Linked DNA regions of Homo sapiens: regions 1 and 2 are each linked to region 3. Evidence: chromatin contacts called from ENCODE Hi-C or POLR2A ChIA-PET data. All regions are on one chromosome and are shown on one strand. The core of a region is the stretch at or near the end of the contact, and the rest is flanking DNA. Distances in the headings are between cores, read along the strand shown.

Region 1 (4,494 bases), core at 1,253-3,752, 7.6 Mb after region 3:
AAGTGCTATTTCTTTTGTGGCACTGAACCTTTATAACATTCCTAACCATTCTATTTTCCTAATCTCTCTCCACTCCCATAACTATTACCCTAACACGTCTCTCACCTATATTACTACAATTACCTCTCTCCGGGCTTCGCCAATCCAATTCATTCTCCAAACTGCAGCCAGAATTAATTTTCTATAACATAAACCTGAGAGTATGTATCACTGTTTGCCCTGGAGATATATTTCAAACTCCCCTAAGATGATTCACCAGACCCTTCCTGACCTGGCCTTCACCCTCCCCAGCCTCCTGTCAGGTGATTTTTTCCAACTTATCCTTTCCTGCACAGCCATCCTAATCAACCATGTGCCATGCTTGTGTAGTTCTGCACATGCTGTTCCCGGTTCATATAATCCCTCGCTCTTTCTCCAGCCCACTCATACTTAGGCTTTGGAACTCGGCTCCAGTATTCCCTTCTGGGAAGTCCTCCCCAAATGGCTTCCCCATGTTGAGCCATTTGCCCTTCTCTCAACTCCTGGGAGTCTTCGGCATACCTTTTCAATGTACTCATCTCACTATCACATAATCTCCCTCATCAAAGTGGATTGAAGCAAACTGGATGAAAGCTTGAAAGCAGAGACCAAGTCTTACTCATCTGCACTTTCCCAGAGACTACCACAGTTCTGGGCCCAAAGTATGTGGACAAGATGAGTGAACAAATGAATACATGAAGAACTGATTTGGATGATCTCTGACACCACCTGGGTTGATTCTATGTCCCTCCATTATAAAAAGGTGGGCGGGTGAGAAGGTAAGTGATCTCTGTAGCACGTTCTGGTAAAATAATCATTTCAAATCCCCCTGGGGGTGGAGGTAGGGGGTTCCACTCTGGCTAGGAGATTAAGGGCAAGATTCATTACCTCAAATTATTTTAAAAACCAGCTGGTAATTGACTGTGATTTAAACTATTTAAATCAATAAGTGAAAGGTTAGGTAAAGGGAACTATTTAAACTAATAAGTGAAAGGTTAGGGAAAGGGAACCAAATTCCAGGAAAAGCCAAGGCCCACAACAAAAACTAACACAGCCTGGAAGGCCCAGCCTCCTCCCAGTAAACTTATTAATTTTATCCAGAAAGACATGGCTCTCCACCCTCTGGGGTTATGCCCTTCTCCCAGCACACATGTTTTGACTTCCAAATCCAGCCAGGCAGGCTCCCAACCTCCCTCCCCCTCAAAATTGATCTCCAGGCCCAGCTGACCCCCTCTGATCTGTTCCCCCAATCATCCTTAATAACAGTGCTCTGGGCCTCCCACTAGGAGGTCCTCCAAGAGCCAGGCCAGTGGCCATCAGGTCAAGAGCCAAGCATGAGGGCCCCATTAACAGGAGACTCCCAGAAGACCAAGCGGCAGTCATCTGGCTGGAAAATCCAGCAAGCAAGTTAAAAAGGAAAAAAATCAGGACATACACGTGGTGGATCATAGAAAAAAAAGAGGAAAAGCAAGCAAAAACTATACAAAGCAAAACTCTACCATTTAAATAACAGCCACAAAATAAAAGACTTTCCCTTCTTTCATTCTGATTTACAAGTCAAAAGAATAAGCACCTCACCCCTCCTGGTCTCATACTTTAAAATTTAACCTAAGGATTAACTGCTTTTCAGACTTTGGTCATGTCATGACTGACTCTTCGGGGAAGAAATTTGTGTTAAGACACAGAAGTGCTTTAGTGGAAAACAGCCCATGATGAGGGAAATTCACCATTTTGCACCTTGTCAATTTTTTTTTTTTTTTTCTGAGACGCTCTGTCCCCCAGGCTGGAGTGCAGTGGCACGATCTCAGCTCACTGCAAGCTCCGCCTCCTGGGTTCACGCTATTCTCCTGCCTCAGCCTCCCGAGAAGCTGGGACTGCAGGCGCCCGCCACCACGCCCGGCTAATTTTTTGTATTTTTAGTAGAGACGGGGGTTTCACCGTGTTAGCCTGGATGGTCTCGATCTCCTGACCTCGTGATCCACCCGCCTTGGCCTCCCAAAGTGCTGGGATTACAGGCGTGAGCCACCGCGCCCGGCCCCTTGTCAATCTTTAAATAAAAAGGAAACGGCTAAAAATGAAAAGATATCCCTAGGCCTTTCTACTCAGGATAACTGTAACCAAACAGCATTATCTCATCTAAACTCAGCTGTGCCTCAAACATTATCACAAGTGCTGGAAGCGTTTAAATCTACAAGCAACACTAGCCTAAAAATGCCTTCGGTAGCCAGACGTGAATTAAAGGCTCCTCAAATGCCAGGAAAATGTCCTACAAGGGTAAGGGGAGGAGAGAAAGAGTACTGAATACAGATAAGTGGGCACTGATCGGAGAGGAAGCAGCACGGGTTCCAGACACCTAATAGGCAGCCTTGGGGATGCAGTCAAGGCCGACCCTTCCCTTCCCTTCCCTTAAGTGGCCGGACGCCTCACCCAGAAGAGGACACAGGGGACTCAACAACGTCTCGGGAACAACGGCCCGGCGGGTGTGAGACTAAGCGGCCAGGAGGAGGAAGGGGAGGAGGAGGCAGGGGAGGAGGAGGCAACGACTGCGGGAAAGGGGAAGGAAGGGCCGGGCCGGGTTGGAGAAGCCTCTTTCTGGGCGTGCGCGCTAAGAGCCTGCGCACCAGCAAAAGCCCCCAGCGCCCACGTGGGACTGAGAGGAGGGTCACTTACAGTACTTGTCCAATCTGAAATTACATTTTAGCTAGACGGATTCTGCACGTAGCCGCGCCGAACCCCACGGCGCCTGAGCAGGGCGGTCCCGGGGCGGCTACAGCCCCGCCTTGCGCGCGATCCCGCCCCCGCCGGCGCGGCCCCTGTAAAGCGCGGCCCCTGTAAAGCGCGGCCCCTGTAAAGCGCGGCCCCTGTAAAGCGCGGCCCCTGTAAAGCGCGGCCCCTGTAAAGCGCGGCCCCTGTAAAGCGCGGCCCCTGTAAAGCGCGGCCTGATTGGCCCTTTGAACCGGGCGTGGGATTGGCCGTCGCCTGCCCACCCCGCGGCTGCAGCGTTCCCTGGGGCCTAGCCAACCGCGGGCAGGGCTGGGCAAGGCGGGAGGAGCGCGGACCCAAGATCGGCTACGCTGCGTCTGCTCAGGCTGCGAGTTCCCGGCTCTGGGGACTCACCTTGCGGAGCTTACCCAGGCGGACTCTCCGCAGCCCCTGATGGGTGTGTGTGTCAGACCGTTTACTAAACACCAGGACTGTTGTAGGCGACTGTAAGAAATAAGAATATTGCATGGTTACAATTCTTGAATGCTTACCTTGTGTCTTGTTCCTTACTCTACAGAAATTTTCTAATCCCGTGGCGAACCCCCGTACTTCAACGTATGACATTCTGTAAATCTACAAAACAGATGGGTCCCTGCCTTTGAGAAGTTTTTACAATTTAGTGGGTACTGGACACGGACCTAATTTAATTCTCACATGCCTTCCCTTTCTAATAAGCTGCATGTTATGTATCCCTATTCTACAGATGTGGGGAATCCGAAATTTTTAGCTTTTACTGGGACACACAGCTAGCAAGCAACTAAAGCGAGAATTCCAACCTGAGCTCCAATCCGAACTATTTTCATAAAAGGCAGGATCCCAGGCTGAGGGAGTTCGAGGTTTGGGAGACAGTTTAGCAGTCGCTGAGTCCAAACATGTTGTTTTCCTAGAAAAGAAAACTGAGATCCAGGAAAGGGAAGTGATTTTCCAAAGACACACCTGTGAAAGGTAATAATTTCACTGAACGGATCTTAAGTGGCAGGTGCACTAAGATTGTCTGCTATCTTCACAACAACCCCGAAGTAAATAAGTGCTCTTATCTTGGTCTTACAGGTGAGGAGAACAGCCCAGTGAGGCTGAGGCCACACAATTAACCCCAGTCTTTGCACTACAACTCTACCAGGGATCCTGGTTTGGCTCATTTTCTTTCTTCTGCACCATGATTGTTCACCTTTTCATTACCAGCAACATACCCAAAGACCTAGCTATAGACTCGTTGGAATCTGTTACTTAGCAGCTGTGTGAATCAAGTGTTCAATAGGAATAATAAGATGTATTCATCTTACCTTTTCAGAACATTATGAAGAACAAATGTGGTAAGACATATGAAAATGCTTTGTAAAGTGTTAGATGCTTAATACACAGAAGACATTGCTTCCAGATCTGTTTCAACGTACCCCAAGAATGGAATAAGTGGAATATGCTGGTTTCATGCACTGTGGCAAGGGGGTCTCATCTTGGCTAGACTTGAATAAGTGGATTTGTTGCCTGGCCTCTGTGGATGGCTCTTTCTCTGGGCTTTTGTGTATTTGATTTTTTATTTGCTCCAGCAGCCGTGTTGAACCATGAAAGGACCTCAGGAATGAAACCCACACACAGCAAAGCAACAAAGTGAAAGAAGCGTGGATTCCTAATGCAGGAGGCACTGAACCAATCAATACCCACTGCCCTCCAGACCTCCACATGAAAGAAAAAAACTGCTGTCCTGTGTAAGAC
Region 2 (4,467 bases), core at 1,120-3,619, 5.8 Mb after region 3:
TGTTTCCAGAAGAAGGCCTAGTGAATGCATCAATCAACGCTGCTGAATATGTAAGCCGAAAAAAAAAGAAAAAAAAAAACTCTCTTAATGTCATAATACCTCATGAACCAACAGAGGCCAACTTTGTTAAATACCTGACTGTGCCCTAGGCCTGCATGGATATACAGGTGCCCTCATATATGCACCATTCCCAAATATAAATTTATCTTTTCAGAGCTCAATTGAGAAGACACTAATGTATCTGTTAGGGTCCTTTCCCTTTATTGCAGCTCGCTGATATTATCTACAAGTTCTGTGTGTTGCAAACTTCTGCCAGCTAGAACTTCAGCCTTCGAATCTCAGCATTTTCACTATAGTCCGTAATTCATTCAAATTATCTTACACTTTGCATCTTATCCATATGCAATTGTGAACCTTGCCAGAAGTGGTTGGAAAAGTTTCATTCCATACTTCCACAAGTTACTAAAATAGGAACTTTGGAAGTTTGTTAGGAAAAAAAAAAAAAACTTTTACAGTAACTAAAAGTAACTGCTATCCATTATTAATGCTAGGCCTAAATCCCAAACAGACCATTTCAACATAAAAGATGCGTTTAAGAGTCTTCTGAGATCAAATACCCGGTATTATTACTGTTAGATATTGCAATAAGAAGGGATGTCATGTGGGAAATAAATCCAGAATCTAGAGAGGAGAGCGAAAACTACTGATACTTTTTAGCCTTCCAGAAACTATTCCGGTTAAACCGTTATCTCCTACTAAATGAAGGCAAGAAGTGGTAGGTTTTTTAAGGGAGAGGTGAATAAACATTTTATGTGAAGCATATAACTTCATGTAGGTGATTAATGGTCAGATCCTAATGTACCAAAGCAGTATGAAATCTCACGCTTAAAAAAAAAATAGCGCAAAACCACTTTGACTTCAAGCCTTTTAGTCAAGGAAAACAAATAACATATTCAAAGGGGACCGGATTTGAAGTCTCGAAGTAGCAATATTTTGCCTGGGGGTGGGTAGACAAGGGAGGAATGGACAGGGGGGCACGGAAAGGAGAGGCGGTGGGGCGCAAGAGCCCCATGCTCTGAGTTGAGTCGGAGGGGAAAAGTTGCCCCCGTCCTGCGCGCGGAGCGGCCGGAGTCGCGCGGTGGCGGTGGTGGTGGTGGCGGCGGCGGCGGCGGGGGGAGCCGTGTCCGGCCCGGGCCGCCGCTCCGGCTCCCGGCTAGGAGCCCAACTCTGCCCGGCGCTACCCGGCCCGCGGCCCGCGGCCTCCGGCGTTCGGCGCCCTGCACAACGTGGGCTCGTCTCGGCCCCGAAACTTTCACTCCGGGAGAGCCAACGGGCCACCGGCGCGCGGCGAGGACGCAGGCTCCACCCGGCCGGCGCGGGGGAACGCGCGTCCACGTAGCCCCGCTCAGCCGAGGGCTAGCCGCAGCCTGCCCGCGTCCGAGGGGCGCTGTCCGGGCCGGGGCCGGGACGGGAGCCCGCGTCCTTTCCGCGGCCGGACCCCGAAGGCTGACAAACAATAAACAAAAGTAAGAGTTCGGGAAGACGGCGGGGGGCTGCGGCAGCGCAGGCTGCGGGGAGCGGGCCGTTGGGCGCAGGCACCCGAGGTCTCCCCGCACCCGAGGACTGCAGCCGGCCCGAGCGTGCGGGGTGAGCGGTGGGCTCCGTCGGCGGCCCCCTCCCCGGGCGCTGCGGCACTACGGAATCCCTGCTCCCGGCAGCAGAAACGCTGAGCCAGATTTCTGCGTGTCATGGACTGCAACCCCGCCGAAACACGTGCGGGGTGTCCGAAAACACTGCTGTTCCGCAGTCCGTCGCCCCGATATTAATTAACGCATTAATAAGAGGGCGCCATTAGCCATGTGCCCACACAAATGGCCGTGCAAGAGGAATGCACCCGCATGGAAACAAAGTTACTTTCTTTAAGCGGGATCCCCCCCCCCACCCGCGGGCACACGCGCGCACACACACAGAAACACGCGCAGACACAGACACACACCGAGACGCACGCCCTGGGCCCGGCCGGAGCGACGGCCCCGGTGCCCCCCACCCAGCCCCAGCCCTGCCCCCGGCGCCCCGGCCCCCAAGCCCTCCGCATCCACGCCGCGGCTTACCTGGGTGAGACAGAGCGGAGAATACATAACTGCCGGGCGCTGGGGTATGCGTGTGCGTCTGGGTGTGCGGTTTGGAGGTGTGCGTGAGTGTGGGTGAGAGAGGAGAAAGAGGGAGAGAGGAAGAGAGAGAGAGAGAGAGAGAGAGAAGGGGGGAGAAAAAAAAATCAAGCCTGCTTCTTGCGTTCACATTTCCAAGTCGGCTCAACTGCAGCCAGCCAGCCAGCGCTATTGCCGCTCCATGAGCTGAACTTTAACCCCGCCTAGAGTTTCCCTACACTCCACTATACATGCCTACTGTACGCGGGTGTTAAAGGCATAGCGCACCCTTTCCCGCTCCCGCGCCGGCCCGGCCGGGTGCCCGCGAGCTGCCCGCGCGCCCGCCTCCGCCTCCGCTCTGCACCGCACCGCACAGCCGCCGCCCGCTCGCGCCGCCGCCGCGGGGGGGAGGGGGTGTGGGGGAGGGGGCGGCTGCGGCGCCGCGCGGCCAGCCGGGTCCCGAGCCTCCGCGGCCGCTCGCGCTCGCAGGCTGGCTCGCTCGCTCCCCGGCTCTCTCCGTGGCTCGCTCCTTGCTCGCTCGCTTGCTCGCTCTCCCGCTCGCTCCCCGGCCCCCCCGCCCCCTCCCCCGATCAGCGCATTACTGGGTAACGCAGTGAGGAGCAGTTACAGTCTGTACTCCCGGGCAGCTATAGGCTGCCACAGGATGTGCTTAAGCAAACAAAACTACTTTTCCTCGTCCCCATCCCCCCACCCCCGCTGCAGACCTCCGCGGACCTCGGTGGAGGACTTGGGCAACTTTGCCAGGTTGCCCCGCACCCCCCGGGCCACCGCGTGGGCACGTAGAGAACCGAGGAGGAGGCCGGGCGGCACATTTGCATGTATGCAAATTTCTTTGAAAAATCAGACCTCCTAGGTAACTTTTTTTCCCCCACTGAAATGCGGTAAGGCTCAAAGCATTGTAATCTCTCCAGCGAAGCTTTCTGTGGGAATAGATTCGTCGGCAGAGGTAATTATGCACACAATCCTGCAAACTTTGTGCAGCTTCGGTCCTGTGGCATTCAGAAGCGGGGGTGGTGAGGAATCAGTGCCCACAGAAGATTCACCGGATTTGGGGGGCGGGGGTCTGGAGAAAAGAAGGCGGAGATTAATGAGCGTTATCCCTCCCAGGACTGTGAAACTAGTGGGTTTGAACACAGACGCCATAGAAAAAGTTCTATCACGTTCAGAAACAACAGTGGTTTAGCTGTGACATCTTTTACTTTTTAGGAGGAAAAAAATATGTGAAAGGGATGTCCCCTTAGGGAAGGGAGATATTCTGATCCACAAACGCGTGCCCAGAACTGGACATAGGCTATCATTACCGTCCCAGTTTCTGGGACACCTCTGGAAGGGTGCCTTTTAAGAATCCCTTTTTTCCCTCCCCCAGGTAATAGTTCTTAAAATGGAAAAGAGCTTCCTGCAATTATTTTAGGTTTGCTAAAGTATTGTTTTGGCAGAAAAGAGGGGGGTGGTTTTTAGGGTTTGGCAAGTTGCCAGTAAGCCTGCTTTTCCAGTTTTTTTTTTTTAACCTCATATTTTCTCTCTAGGCTCTCCTCTCTCGGAGGGGGGAAAGCCTACCTGCCTCTTCTAAGCCCCCATCCCTTATTTTACTTCTCTTCCTCATGATGGTTTGCAAAATGCTGCATTTGACAACCCTTCTCAAAATTCCAAAAGGAAAGAGGTAGGTATCATGTTGAAAGACACTGGCACACAGGGGAATCTGCCCTTCGGTGGAGGTGACATAACCAGAGAGTCTCTAAAGAGGGGACATTCCTGTAGGAAAGTGAGGGTAAGTGATGTGTTAACAAGTGAGGGTGAGTGATGTGTTAAGGCCACTCTCATTCAGACTTCTTTTCAAAGCAAGGGGCAGGAAATACTGTACTGGAGAAAGAGCAAAAGAGAACCTCTGAAATAATTCTGCATCTGTCTAAAGTTATTTTATGCTTGTACTTTAGTTACTTTATTGCCAAAATAATTCCCGAATGCTCAAGAACCATTCTCTCTCCCACCCTCCCTCCTGAACATCCTTGGAAATCTCTCAAGATTATTTACTAAGGAGTGAGGAGAAATAATGATTTCAGCCTTTAATGAGAGAGTCCATTTTCCCAAACTTAACCCACTGCTTTTCCTTGGTTCCTCTCAGATTTTAGTAGGGGAGGAATGTCCTAAAAGCCAAGCTGTGTTACAGAGACAACATCCCTGGCCACGAGAACCTTTGCTGGGATCTATAACTTCAATGCGCTCCAAGTTTCCTCGATAGAAGTTTCTGGCTGACGGTCCCAACATGTAACTGAGGCACAGTGAAAAGTTATTGTTCAGA
Region 3 (4,986 bases), core at 2,400-4,899:
AGTTCATATCCAAATAGTTTTCAATCAATACACTTAATGAAAAGAGCTGAAGGCAAAGAACAATGGATATACATGGACCTGAGGTGGGTACAGACACAATTAGGGGCCTAGAGGTACAAACTCAGGCTTTATACCATGGAGATGAAGGAGGGTTTTCCATTAACATATGAAAGCTAATTTATGAAATTTGGCTACCAAAGGAAAATTAAAAGTGTTACAATACAAGGTACAGAAATAACTTGCTTAAGTACACTGAATCTTTGATTCTTCAGTTAAACTACCAACAGAAATCCCAACTATGATAAAGAGCAGGGGATCATAGTCTATTAACCTACTGAATGAATCCTAAACTTGTCAGGAAAATGGAAGTCTGAAACATTTCTGAATGGGTATCTATCTTACTGTTAAATAACTCTTTAAGTTTATTAATATTGTGTATCAATATTACTAGTTTTAAATGGTATTATTATTATTGAGGGAAAAAAACTCTCTACATTTTTCCCCTTCCCCTTTTTATAAATGTGGATTCAGTGGGTTTTTTAGGTTCAGATATTATAAAAAAGAAACAGCTCTAATACTGCAATTCATAGGTAACACATTACCACTGAATTCAGTATCCTTCCACTATTATTTTATTTTAGTGATACACCTAACTGTAAAATTTTCAGGAGCCACCTTACGGAATGAAAAGTCTTTCTCAAAACGCTTACTTACCCTCTTCAGTATTAAATATATAAAAATTAACTATTCACTAGTTATAGAATTTTAGTGTTGGATGGGACCTTAGAGATCTTTTAGTCAATTCTCTACCCTGTCAAGATAGTAATCTCTCATCATGCTTCTACTACCAGGCTTTCTGCCTATGTTTAAACCCCTCCAGTGACTCACTATATCTCATAAAAAGGCTGCTCTTTTCAAAAAAAGTTCAAATGTTTAAAACATTCTTTCTTTTATTATGCCAGAATCTACCTCCTTGTTGTTTCCATCCATTACCCTTAGTTCTTCAGCACTTTGGATTAATTCAACAGATATCTTCTTTGTATCCAAATGCAAACAGTTAATATTTATACTTGGGTTAACAAAAAAAAATTTATTTTTAAAGCCTATTCATACTAGAAGAGTTGAAAATAGGACATGAGAGAGCTAAAGGCATAAGAAAATGCACCATTAATTGTGTCTGCTTAAAATTATTACACTTTGTTATTTATTAATGTGATATCCAAAACAGTAGTTCTGTTGGAATTGTGTATAAAATTTTTAAACTAAAAAAGTGTGCTGAATTCCAATTTTATGTGAGGTTTGTGATTAATGTCCCAAAACAAAAAACCACTATACAAAGCCTGAATAAATGCCTCTTCAGCTCCTATTCCCCACCTAAAAGCCTCCTTATTTTCAGGCAAAGTAACATTAATTTTTATGACATTAAGCTACTCAAAACTGCTATTATATTGATAAATCATTTGTAAGCAATTTACTGAATCTTCCATTCAAAAGTTATTGAACAATTCTATAGAGGCTATAAGGCGCACGCACACACAAACCCCTCAGTTATTATTATGCTTTTAACAAAAGCATTTAGGAGCACAATCTTACTTCAACCAGTACCTTAAACGAACCAATGAACAAACTTCTTTGGCAATTTACATATACCTAAGAAATATAACCTTTTATTCAGTACCAACACCTGATTCAAATACAAGTAACATATATATATATACTATATAAACCTATCTGTTATGCAATCCAAAAAGGTACCTCTCAAAATGCACCAAGAAAATACTGTACTTATAACAATTTAGACTCTGGGGTTAGCTGACTGAAATAGATTAATACAACACATCCAAAACTAAAAAATTCTATATCTAACAATTTTCAGCGTCCATGAGTCTCTTTTGAGATTAGTTTATAAACTATTTCCTGAAATTTTTATTTAAAAGCAACAGCCTACACCATGTCTTTATGATGTGGTGGTAAAATTTTATGGATAATTACTAATTTGGTTGAAAATACCTACATCTAAAAAACTTAGCCTATTACATTTGGAAGCCCCACATCTATAGTGACAATCAGCATCATCTTTCGTTAGTTTCATTTTTTGTTATTAATGCCACTCTAAAACACTTATATAGGCTTTTGGTTCTTCAAATAACAGTTTTGGATTTTCTTTTCATAATTTTTACAGTTTTATCCAGTGGCCCCATTTTATCAGAATATTACAAACTATGATTATGGTTTTTACATTGATGACATGTTATTTTTATCTCACCCAAATTCTGGAAATTTTTGGCCCATCAGTTCTCAAACACTGGAACATATAAGAAGAGTAATATAATCTTATATTACTTGAGGGAGTTTGGATTTTCCCTCCCTTAATCTCCAAGTGTACCCCTGCCTACCAGCATCACATCCGTCTTGTCTGCATTGAACCTCAACCAGTTGGTTCTTAACCACGTCCGAAACTCAGCCAGGCACTGGGAGAATCGAGCGACCACACCATCTGGATCAAAGGAAAGAGAGCCTCAGTAGCAAGGAGACAGAAACGATGATACAAGCTCACCATCCACCCTGTTTCGCATTTTTAAAAAGATGGTCGGGAATCAGGACAAGGATCCCATGACAATTTTAGAAAAACATTTAATGAGCCTTAAGTCATGCAATTTGTAACTAATGATAAAGGAATAAAAGCGACCCAATAAATAGGTCGCCTCATTCCACCCATAAGTGAAGAAGGTTCAGTCAACTCCGGGTCATCTTGGTGAAGCGGCCTCAATAGCCAAGTCAATCTTGTAATTACATAAGTTCTTCTGCAGAAATGCAGAATTCTAGCGTTGGAGGAAGCTTTAAATAGGGAAAACTGAAGCCCAGAGAGGGATAGTGACTCGCTCAAGGTTACACAGCATGCAGGGACCACAGATAGGCTCCAGGCCAGGGACCTAGCCACTACAAGCTGAAAGAACAAGAGTAAAGAGCGGCGGGCATCTGTCCCAAGGGATCCTCCCACGCGCTAGGAGGACCTCGTTTCCTTACAGTAATACCCTATTCGAGTCTCTCCTCCCTCCCTGACTCCATCCGAAAAGGGCAAGTTGGCCCAGGGCGCTGCTCACCATAAAGGCTGCAGTGCAAGCGAGAGCCTCCCGGGGATGGGACACAAGTGAGGGAAATACAGGAGAAAGAGGCGGAGCCACAGCAGGGTGGTCAGCTTAGCCCCACCCCGACTGGGATCAGGGACCGAAGCGAACGGGGCGAGGCGAACTCACTCCGCAGCGGATTCCCAGCGCGGCGCCACCACCGCGAAGGCAAAAAGGCGGCGCTGGGAGGCAGTCGATGGCCAGAGGGAGGAAGCTGCGCATGCGCCTTTGGCAGCCGGCGGAGAGCAAGCCAGGCGCGTTCTGCGGCAGCCCCTCCCCGGAAGTTAAGGGTCTTCCGGGCGGTACACTGCCGTGGGGGAGGGGAAGGAGAGAAAGGGGACTGAGGACACCTCAGGAGCCCCTCATCCCAAACTGGAATAGAAGGGGAGAGATGGCTTGTGGAGGCTGCACTTACAGCCGCTGCCGCTGCTGCCGCCGCCACCTTCGCTGCTGCCGCCACCGCCTGAAGAAGCCCCATCCATCCGCCTGCAGCCGGGAGACTCAGAGCCTGGGAGGGGCCTGAGGCCCGGGCCGCCCGCCTCCTTCTTCCAGTCGTCGTCCGGAGCTTCCTCCAGCTCCACCAACCCTCTGCCCTCCCCTCCGCCTCCGCCCTCCTCCTCGGCCTCGTGCCGCCAGCCAACCGCGCGGCCGCTTGTTGAGCCAGGGCTCCACCGTCGCCATGACGCCCGGCAAACATTCCGGAGCCTCGGCCCGAGCCGCTAACGGAGGAGCTTGGGGGTACAGGGACTTCAGAGGCGGCCAAAAAAAGGGGTGGTGCACCACTCCCCAGCTGGTCGCCACCATGCCAGTCTCTCCGGCAGGCAGTCACAAGCAGCAGAACTTCGGGTTGTAAGTTCCGGCGCTAAAAACCGTAGTCCATCCCCCTGGGACCCGGAGGGAGCCCTTCTATTAATAGATACCATTTCTGGATTTGGAAAGGGGCCCTACCCTAACTGGGTTCAGTCTGTAGACCTTGAAGCTCCTAGGCCACAATGTCTCCTTTATCGACCTACCGCAGTCTTTAAAAGAATCTCTACTGGGCTGGGCGCGGTGGCTCACACCTGTAATCCCGGCACTTTGGGAGGCCGAGTGGGGTGGATCACCTGAGGTCAGAAGTTAGCGTCCAGGCTGGCCAACATGGTGAAACCCCGTCTGTACTAAAAATACAAAAAGTTAGCCGGACGTGGTGGCACATGCCTGTAATCCCAGCTACTTGGGAGGCTGAGGCAGGAGAATCCCTTGAACCCGGAAGGCGGAGGTTGCAGTAAGCCGAGATCGTGCCGTTGCACTCGAGCCTGAGCAACAGAGCGAGACTCTGTCTAAAAAATAAGATAAAATAAATCTCTATTGCTGTGCTTGCTGTGTGAGAAAAGACCTGGTTTAGAACCATCGTTCTAGCACTTCTAGTTTGTTAAGGCCTGCAGTCTCTCAAGCTTGATGCTTTCATGCTGTGCCCAGACGTTCAAGAGCCTCAGCTTCTGTGAGCCACCAGGCCGAACATTGCTGTGCTCTGTAGTAGAGGTATTTTATTGTCGTCTCGTCAATACCATCTTACTTTAAAACTAATTCCTGCTTCCAACATTCTGTTGTTATGCAGCAGTTGAACAAGACTGTAGAAAAGCACACAGCTGTGTGGACTTGTCTTACTTTAAATGGTTCCTTAGCGCTGCCCGTAATGCTGCCCACTAAGTTCCCCCAAAATTCCCTAAGTAATTTGTTTTCTCTTCCCCTCTCCAATCTCCTCCACCTCAGCTAATCTTTCTTCAGCGGAACTTGTTGAGAGTTCTTGGGAGAGAACCTTGCATTCTCTCTTGAATATGGTACTCACGCTTTTGTCCATCCTACCACTCCATCAAAA

The links. A loop is a pair of places that touch in the nucleus more often than their neighbours do. ChIA-PET counts read pairs that join two places held with the same protein, here RNA polymerase II (POLR2A). Pooled maps may share reads with other maps.
Region 1: a loop to region 3 is called in a map of CD8-positive, alpha-beta T cell, with 25 times the contacts of the local background. The contact joins the promoter of FGGY here to the promoter of MIER1 in region 3. A Hi-C loop is called at or near these places in 1 of 168 maps with a recorded cell type or tissue (CD8-positive, alpha-beta T cell), 2 of 37 single-sample maps with no recorded cell type and 7 of 50 pooled maps.
Region 2: a pooled map shows a loop between it and region 3 (5-fold over the local background). The contact joins the promoter of NFIA here to the promoter of MIER1 in region 3. A Hi-C loop is called at or near these places in 1 of 168 maps with a recorded cell type or tissue (naive thymus-derived CD4-positive, alpha-beta T cell) and 6 of 50 pooled maps. POLR2A ChIA-PET finds 5 or more read pairs at or near these places in 1 of 52 experiments (AG04450).

Annotation. Positions count from the first base shown.
Region 1 is chr1:59,295,102-59,299,595 of GRCh38, reverse strand. FGGY (FGGY carbohydrate kinase domain containing) reads right to left here and starts at 2,502. Exons shown (of 16, transcript NM_018291.5): 1 at 2,446-2,502. FGGY-DT (FGGY divergent transcript) reads left to right here and starts at 3,046. Exons shown (of 2, transcript XR_001738089.2): 1 at 3,046-3,227; 2 at 3,832-4,494. RefSeq lists an enhancer at 1-1,043 and silencers at 2,461-2,550, 2,561-3,100.
Region 2 is chr1:61,080,463-61,084,929 of GRCh38, reverse strand. NFIA (nuclear factor I A) reads right to left here and starts at 2,369. Exons shown (of 11, transcript NM_001134673.4): 1 at 2,112-2,369. The coding sequence starts at 2,138. RefSeq lists a silencer at 2,799-3,093.
Region 3 is chr1:66,923,653-66,928,638 of GRCh38, reverse strand. MIER1 (MIER1 transcriptional regulator) reads right to left here and starts at 3,649. Exons shown (of 14, transcript NM_001077700.3): 1 at 3,544-3,649; 2 at 2,397-2,497. The coding sequence starts at 3,610. DNAI4 (dynein axonemal intermediate chain 4) reads left to right here and starts at 3,783. Exons shown (of 17, transcript NM_024763.5): 1 at 3,783-3,977. The coding sequence starts at 3,808. RefSeq lists enhancers at 3,351-3,630, 3,921-4,080 and a silencer at 3,661-3,780.